Linked DNA regions of Homo sapiens: regions 1 and 2 are each linked to region 3. The links are chromatin contacts, found by Hi-C or POLR2A ChIA-PET in ENCODE. All regions are on one chromosome and are shown on one strand. Each heading gives the region's core, a stretch centred on a gene start or an enhancer-like site at or near the end of the contact. The rest is flanking DNA. Distances are from core to core; before and after follow the strand shown.

What was found. A loop is a pair of places that touch in the nucleus more often than their neighbours do. ChIA-PET counts read pairs that join two places held with the same protein, here RNA polymerase II (POLR2A). Pooled maps may share reads with other maps.
Region 1: a loop to region 3 is called in a map of naive thymus-derived CD4-positive, alpha-beta T cell, with 2.1 times the contacts of the local background. The contact joins two enhancer-like sites. A Hi-C loop is called at or near these places in 1 of 168 maps with a recorded cell type or tissue (naive thymus-derived CD4-positive, alpha-beta T cell) and 6 of 50 pooled maps. POLR2A ChIA-PET finds 5 or more read pairs at or near these places in 4 of 52 experiments (PC-3, activated CD4-positive, alpha-beta T cell, activated CD4-positive, alpha-beta memory T cell and 1 more).
Region 2: POLR2A ChIA-PET joins it to region 3 with 15 read pairs in activated B cell. The contact joins two enhancer-like sites. POLR2A ChIA-PET finds 5 or more read pairs at or near these places in 3 of 52 experiments (AG04450, activated B cell and naive thymus-derived CD4-positive, alpha-beta T cell).

The regions. Positions count from the first base shown.
Region 1 is chr6:14,733,576-14,736,275 of GRCh38, reverse strand. No RefSeq gene overlaps it. Among named protein-coding and RNA genes, the nearest start is that of LINC01108, 450 kb to the right of the region's middle. RefSeq lists an enhancer at 2,228-2,700. Within about 2 kb of position 1,340, at least 8 of the 41 ENCODE cell types and tissues checked have a DNase peak (open chromatin) inside an H3K27ac peak, as active enhancers do.
Region 2 is chr6:14,856,276-14,858,975 of GRCh38, reverse strand. No RefSeq gene overlaps it. Among named protein-coding and RNA genes, the nearest start is that of JARID2-DT, 390 kb to the left of the region's middle. RefSeq lists an enhancer at 1,194-1,323. Within about 2 kb of position 1,300, at least 5 of the 41 ENCODE cell types and tissues checked have a DNase peak (open chromatin) inside an H3K27ac peak, as active enhancers do.
Region 3 is chr6:15,420,006-15,422,705 of GRCh38, reverse strand. All of the region lies in intron 3 of JARID2 (jumonji and AT-rich interaction domain containing 2), which reads right to left. Among named protein-coding and RNA genes, the nearest start is that of DTNBP1-AS1, 120 kb to the left of the region's middle. RefSeq lists an enhancer at 147-206. Within about 2 kb of position 1,430, at least 8 of the 41 ENCODE cell types and tissues checked have a DNase peak (open chromatin) inside an H3K27ac peak, as active enhancers do.

The DNA.
Region 1 (2,700 bases), core at 91-2,590, 690 kb after region 3:
CACCTTGGATAAACTCTCTGGTGCTAAAAAAGTACTGAGAAGTGACAGAAAGTTGCTTCACATCTACTCTATTTTTCAAGAAAAACATTACTATTTTCTCTGAATATGGAACCACCCCAGTGCTTCTGTGAAGTGGAGCTGGGTTATTCAGAGGCCCTTTCTGGTTTTATCTTGTCTTTCACACACTTGGCAGGACAGGTATTCTGATCTCCAGTGCATAACTGAGGACAGAGCACATGGAGGGCAAGAGACCTTGAATAACTATAGAGCTGCTTAACTCAGCACTGGGATAGGAATTCAGGACTCCCTACTCAAGGTCTGTGCCTCTAGCACTAGTCCACACCAAGGGCATTTCCTTAACGGTGGAGATTTTCTTCATGAGTACATTCATTCCCCTCAGACTTAAAAGTTGTCACAAATCCCAAAACTATACAAAGCATGAGCATGGCATTGGTGGCTGTGTGTGTGTGTGTGTGTGTGTGTGTGTGTGTGTGTGTGTATGTGCGCTGGGGGCAAGGGACCTCAACCCCACAGAGACTTAGCCTTACCTGTTGTAGGTAGCTGATGGGAACATTTGTTCCCTGCTGTCCTTGTTTCTATTGGGGACATGTTTCCATTGAGTAAATCCCCTGGCCGCCTGCATCCTCTCTCTCCTTCACTTCATTGGAGGAAGAGGAACTTCAGTCGGCCTGGGAGAAGCAATGGAAGATGTACGCCTCACCTATTCCTTTCTCTCTGGGAAGAGCCTGAGGAAAGTAAACATCCTCTGCCCCTCCAAGCCTTAACTTTTAAGTGGTAAATCTCCATGTTGCAAAGTTTCTGTTTGCCATCAGTGGTACAATATTAACAAGCCCAAGGACCTGAAATGATAGCCACCAACCAAGACTTTGTCAACTTAAAAGAATGGTGATATTTTCCCTCTATCTGCCTGATTCCTATTCCTCTTAATTGGCTCAGAAGTTGGGCAGGAAAGAGGGGTCCTATTTATTGGGTACCCTAAAACCCCAACATAAGGGAAGTCTTTTCTGGTTTCCTCTGGGAAACCTTAGGTTCAACAGTGGCCTGTTGTGGATAAAGATCTACTCTTGGGGGTGACCAAGGATTTGGGGGCAGGAATTTGGAATGAGAACCCAGGCAAGCTGAACTAAAATGCTAACTGGGCAAGGGTGTCCTGTCTCCAGTTTGATGACCAAGGGAAGGTCCTGACTCACTTGGGGCTTATGAAGGGTAACAAGGGGGACTTCTCAGTAAATCAACCACTCACTCTTCATGTGACAGTAAAAGCAGTCATGGAACAAACAAACTTCCTGCCAAGGCTCCTTCTTGTTACCGCAAACTTTCAAGTGTGAGTAACCATGTGAGCAAGGGGGAACCCAATAATTACTAGAATAATTCCTTTGTGTGTGCTGAAGTTCAGTTCATATCTGACCTCCCCAGCCAAAAGTAATCTCTCTTCTCCAGACTTCTACGTCCAGTATCTGGAACTTGCATTTGAGACTTACTATTCCTGACTGGCTTTATTATTTGCTTAGTCATTGTGGTGGTGGTTCTTGCTTTTTGTGCATTTTATCTCCAGTCCCAAAGATTTTAAGTTTATTAGGCATAAGGACCATGTCGTATATCTCCTTGTATTTTCCCTGACCATTCAAGGGCCTAGCATAACATTTACTTGCATTTGGAAGTGTGGAAATAAATGAAGACCAACCAAATAAGAATAAGCACAGGCTGTTTATTCAGAGCTACTATCGTTTGTGTTTTGGCAGAGACTCAAATGCGGGCAGAGGAGTGGGAAAACTTCATAGTAGAAAAAAGGGAGGCTCCAGGTATGTGCTGATTGGAGGCTGTTGGTGTGGGAAGCTGGAGGTGGTTCACTAGAAGCACAGATGCCTATGTGATTGCTTAGGGTGCATATTTGCCTTTCTCTGGTTTGTCCTAAGTTGGAAGCAGGGACAAAAATCAGGGAGGCTGTCCATTGTCAGTCAAGTTCTGGCCATTTGGAGCTGATTCTTACAGGGGTTATTGTTTGGCTTCCTAACTTGTTGATAGAGATAGTGGTTAGACTTCTAGAGGTCTGGCTGATGATAGCAGGCTGGCTTCCTGGGCCGATTGCTGTTGCTAATGGGTTGGTGTCCTGGGCTGGCTGCTGTAGATTGTAGGTTGGAGTTGTTTTTAATTATGGCTTGGCCGTTGTCCATTTGTATATTCAGTCTCTTGGTGAGTATCAATAAATCTTGCTTGATTAACTAATAGATTGTTCTGACTATGGGTTGAAGCATGCCCTTTGAATTAATATTATTTCTCTTTCTCCTCACTGCTTGATCAACTGTTTGACAGGTATTCTCCATTTGATTTTTATAACATGACCTTAGAAATAGCGCAAGGGAGAAGGAAACTTGCTCCATTTTTGCTCCTTTTCTTAATTACCTCTTTACAGACCCTATCTCCGAATAGAGTTACTGTCTGAGGCTCTAAGGGTTAGGGCTTCAACATTTGAAGTTTGGGAGGCAGTGGGGCATAATTCCCCATCATACTCTTTGAGGGCCTCATTTAACTGAATATGCTCAGATCTATCTCAACTCAAACACACTCTGAGCCTTTGGCCTGGATGCATCCAAAAGAAGTGAGTAGAATGCTCAGGTGGCCTGTGACTTGCCGTGATTCACTGACCAAACACGAAGGAAGTGGAGCAGATGGTCACGC
Region 2 (2,700 bases), core at 51-2,550, 560 kb after region 3:
AATTCAATCTTCTTATACTGAAAGTTTTCTGAGGGTTTTCTTCTGCTAGTTTTCACAACCCTTAGTGATGAGATCCCAAATGAGATATATAAGTAAACAGTAAGGATGGTGGGTGCCTTCATGTTCCTGGGAGGATAACTGCTGTCATTGTCATTGCCTTAGCTCTTTGGATACGAAAGCTTTCTGGTTAGGAACCAGAGAGAGGCTCCTACCAATGAATTATTAATGAATGCATTTGATATTTTTCTCCATTGCCTCCCCAATTGCCTATCTAAGGAAAACAGTGCTAACCAGATAAATTAAATGCCCTTTTACAAATTGACCTACTCTGGGGGATGTAATGGAATATATATATATATATATATATTTATTTATTTTTTGGTTTTTTTTTTTGAGACGGAGTCTCACACTGTCTCCTGGGCTGGAGTGCAGTGGCGCTATCTGCAACCTCCGCCTCACGGCTTCAAGCGATTCTTCTGCCTCAGCCTCCCAAGTAGCTGGAATTACAGGCGCCCACCACCATGCCCAGCTAATTTTTTGTATTTTTAGTAGAGACGGGGTTTCACTATGTTGGCCAGACTGGTCTGAAACTCCTGACCTCGTGATCTGCCTGCCTCGGCCTCCCAAAGTGCTGGGATTACAGGTGTGAGCCCCCGCGCCCTGCCATGTACTGGAATATTTGTTTCACAGTTGCTAGTGCTACAGTGTGTTTGTGTACTTTTGTATCAGGTTGTCCTGGAGCTGAATCCATCAATTCAGGGGGAGAGAAGGAGGAGGCTGCTCAGAAGAAAGAGTCCTGGCTTAGCTTTGGGTTTCATGTTAGAATTGTTTTGTGCAAAGTGAGAGAATCTTCCAGTCCATGCTTTGCTAAGAAAGAAAAGTATTTCCCAAATTCCAATAAGTTTCCATCTGCCTGTGAAAAGTAGACCCTGGAGGTCTGAGCACTGGGTGTTATTATCTTACACCATGATGTGCAGAACAGAGAATCTGACATAAGGAAATTATCTGTACTGCTGGACATGGAAAACCCTTCTAGTTGAGAGAGGAAGGACTGAGGAGAGAAGGAGAAAGGGAATAGGTGTGTTCTTAGTTTCTTCCTCAGAGTTCCAGTCTCTTGCTGAAGGCGGGGGTGGAAGTGGGGGCGCCGGTGGGGGGACGTGTGAGATGCGGGTAACACATCTCAGATAAGTTGCAGGAAGTTGACACTGAGGGGCGGTGCTCCCACTCCACATTCAGAGAATGAAAGGAGACCCCCCCACACACACCCCCGTGATGGTGCCCGAGGCTGAGGCGGGGCTTCCCCACAGAGAAGAAAAGAGGATGTGACGTGTCAGTGAAGAGAGCCTTACGCGGTGGTTCCACGCTTATGCCACACTGTGTTTTGGTGGGAGATGTGGACGGTAGCTGAGGTGTGGGCTGGGTGAGCCCACTGAGGGACTTCACCGGGGGAAGGGCAGAGTCTTCTGCATACGCAGCTAGAAGGTGGCTGCTGGAGTTGGCATCAATAGGGAGATGAAGCCTGACCCTGGGGCACTTGTGGGACCAGGGAGAGCTCAGGTGGACCAGGCGGTCAGCGGGCGGGAAGGCTAAGGTCCCCGGAGCAATGAGTGGGTGATGCCCCACTCAAAGAAGAGACGCAGAGTCACACCGGCCTTGGTGCTTCAGCAACAACAGCAGTGAGGACAGAGGCCGATGCCCAGGTGCAGGCAGGGGACACAGCAAGGAGCAAGAGCGAGGCCTGAGGCCTTCCTGTCACTGCTGGGAGGATGCCAGTGCTTATCTCTACCCCTACAGAAAGTGGGTAGGCTGAGTCCTGGAGAGAGAGGAGATGCCCTGCAAAACTGGGCACTTACTGGGAGACATTGGGTTACCCCAGAGAGACTGTTCCGAGCCAGGACATATGGAGTTCTTCCCTCCCTGGCTCCCGACACAGTAGTTGGAATTGGAAATTCTGAGCAAGTCAGAGAAGAACGTAAAATGTGTGTGTGCGTGTGTGTGCACACATGTATGTAATGTTGATCTGGTGATGCTTCAGGAAAAGCAGGTTCTTAGCTGAATTTTGTCCCTCCCCCCCCGTCAAATTCATATGTTAAAGCCCTAACTAATCTCCAGTTCCTCAGAATGCGACTGTATTTTGTCTTTTTTTTTTTTTTTTTTTTTTTTTGAGGTGGAGTCTCAGTCAGTTGCCCAAGCTGGAGTGCATTGGCGCGATCTCAGCTCACTGCAGCCTCCGCCTCCTGGGTTCAAGCTATTTCCATGTTTCAGGCTCCTGAGTAGCTGGGATCACAGGTGCCTGCCACCGTGCCTGGCTAATTTTTGTATTTTTAGTTGAGATGGGGTTTCGCCATGTTGGTCAGGTTGGTCTCAAACTCCTGATCTCAGGTGATCCAGCCGCCTTGGCAGGGATTACAGGCATGAGCCGTATTTCATCTTTAAAGAGGTAGTTAAGTTACAATGAGGTCCTATGGGCGATCCTTAATCCACCATGACTGTGTTCATGTAAAAAGAGGAGATGAGGACGCAGACACTCACAGAGGGAAGACCATGTGAGGACACAGTGGAAGACGCCATCTGCAAGCCAAGGAGGGAGGCCCCAGGAGACACCAACTCTGCTGACACCTCGACCTTAGACTTCCAGCTTCCAGAACTGTGAGAGAATACATTTCTGTGTCCGGCCACCAGTCTGCGGTATTTTGTTAT
Region 3 (2,700 bases), core at 181-2,680:
CACCCATGGTGGGGCTCTATTTCCTGATGGGGAAGCAGAAGTGGGGAGACACAGCCACCATCTTGGGTACCCCTAGAGCAGAGGTGAGAAATTGTGAGTTAAATGAGGTCTGAACCAAGGGTTTTTGCTGCAGGGAAAGAACCTGACCACGAATGTCGATGAGCAGCATGTGCAGCCTCCAGGAAACAGAGCATGCACAGCCCAGCGAGAATTGCTGGCACACTCAGAAAACGCTTCCTTAGCTCTGTGCTATCCAACCTCAGACACTGAAACCCAGGAACTCAGGTTCACCTTGCTGATCAAGGTGAAGGCACAGTGCGTGAAATACAAACTTCCCTCCCACACTTGGAAGATTTCCATGGGAAAGGTGAATATGCACAAGCAAGCACTGTGATGTGAGCCACCCCAAACCTACCAACTCCAGCTCACTGCAGGAAAAGTAAAGAAAAAGAGTATTCGTCCAGAAGGACAGAGAACCACCCACTAAAATCAACAAGTAATCACAGATCTACTTGCAGCAGCTACCTGAAACAACAGTCAGCTGAGCTGGGCCCTCTCCTGGACGCGCTTCTCTCCAGGGTCCTTAAACAAAAGGACCTCTAACATTGGAGGACCCAAGAGAGGATTTCGGGAGCTGTAGGTTCTGCTCAAGATAAGCTAAAACTTTTCCCCTTTCTATCCATCGCTCAGTTTATAATGAAGCAAGGCATTTCATGTACTTCAGAAAAGAAGGAATACATCCCTTGGCAGAAGAGATTATTTACTAGAAGAGGTCAGCTGAAGAGTAACACTAGGCATGACAGCAAGAGGTGCCCCTCAGCACAGTTGTGGACCAGGCCAGACCCCAGTTCAAACTGCACCCCCACCCCCAGTACAGCTCACCAAGCCAACTGCTGTCCAGATGCACACACCTGAAAATTCAGACCTACATTTGCTACAACTTATGGAAGGTGACATGGTACAGTGGCAAAGTCCAGGCATTATAGATGTGAAAGCTTAGATCCAAATCCTATTAACTCAGCTGCCAAGTGAGGGTGGTAAAACCTTAAAAACAGGTATTTCAAAAGAATTAAGGTAAAAATTTTTAGCACAATATTATCTAGGCTAAGGTCAGTTCTTCCTAACGGAAGAGACAGATTACATAGCTTCAAAGAAGGACTTCTAATAGTCACAGGCTTTATTATGGAATGGAGTTTACTATTTTTATTATAGGCCGAATGCTTATGTTTATTAATTTTGAATTTTTTTTCTTGGAGTCAGGGCTTACTTACGCTGTTCACCTTTTTTTTTTTTTAAAGACTAACAAAACTAAATGAAAAGCTATGACCGTGGCTAGTTCCATTTCCTGATGGTACGTGTCTCTCTCACACTCTCATTCAACATTCAAAGAACAGAAAGAACTTCCGCTTTTAGTGAAGCTAGACAGGATTTATACCTCTTGCCTGTCTGAAAGAACTAAAAATCCACACAAAACAACGGCCACCATATAGCAACATACTGTGATCCCTGACGGATGGAAAACAAATGATCCCTCCAGCTCACTGCCCTGAGAGAATGTCCAGGCTGCAGCAGTTACGGAAAGGGCAAGCAGAGCCGGGGTTGAGAAACACAAGGGGAGGCCAAGGTGATATAATGTGTAAGGCAGAGCACAGCAGAGGCCAGAGCCACACAGACAACAATGGAATCTGCCAAAGGCGCTCCTCATGTCTTCCGCTGAGTACTAACAAGCACATTTGTGTTAGGAAGCTACCCAAGAGAAAGTATTTCCAGAAAGGATTAGCAGGAACAGTATCCAAATTGTAAAAGCACCAGGAATAGTGCCCATTCTTACTAGCCTACATGGTAAACATAATCCATAGGACATCAAGTAAAATACTCGTAAGGGTTTTTGCCTGAGTAGCAGGGAAACAATGCCTCACAGTAAACACTGCTTTGGCCCTACCTAACCATGCTTGAAACCAAGATCCAAACAGATCAAACTGTTCCCTAATAATCAGATCTCAGAACAATGCTCAAGAATATGTAGAGAAATACGAACATTTCCCACAGCCAGAGAAAAATTTAGTGTCTGTCAAGTAATAAAAAGCTACCAGACATGCAAAGATGCAGGAAAATATGACTGATGAGGAGGAAGATTAATCAATCAAAACTGTTTTGTAAATAATGGAAGACAAAAATAGCACATATACTCAAATATCTCTTGTAACTGTACTCCACATGTTCAAGAAACACCAAAGAATAAGCATATTACTAGAGACACTGAAGATTATGGAAAGACCAAAATCTAACTTCTTTTTTTTTTTTTTATGGAGTCTTGCTCTGTCACCCAGGCTGTAGTGCAGTGGTGTGATCTTGGCTCACTGCAACCTCCGCCTCCTGGGTTCAAGCAATTCTCCTGCCTCAGCCTCCTGAGTAGCTGGGATTACAGATGCGCACCACCACGCCCAGCTAATTTTTGTATTTTTAGTAGAGACAGGGTTTCACCATGTTGGCCAGGAAGGTCTTGAACTCCTGACCTGGTGATCCACCCGCCTCGGCCTCCCGAAGTGCTAGGATTACAGGCGTGCCCAGCTGTAACTTCTAAAATATAATAACAATGTCTGAGATAAAAGATATATTCAATAGTCTTACCAGCAGATTTAGGGTATAAACTATCTAAAATGCAACATACAGATCAAAAAAGGAACAAAACACATGAGC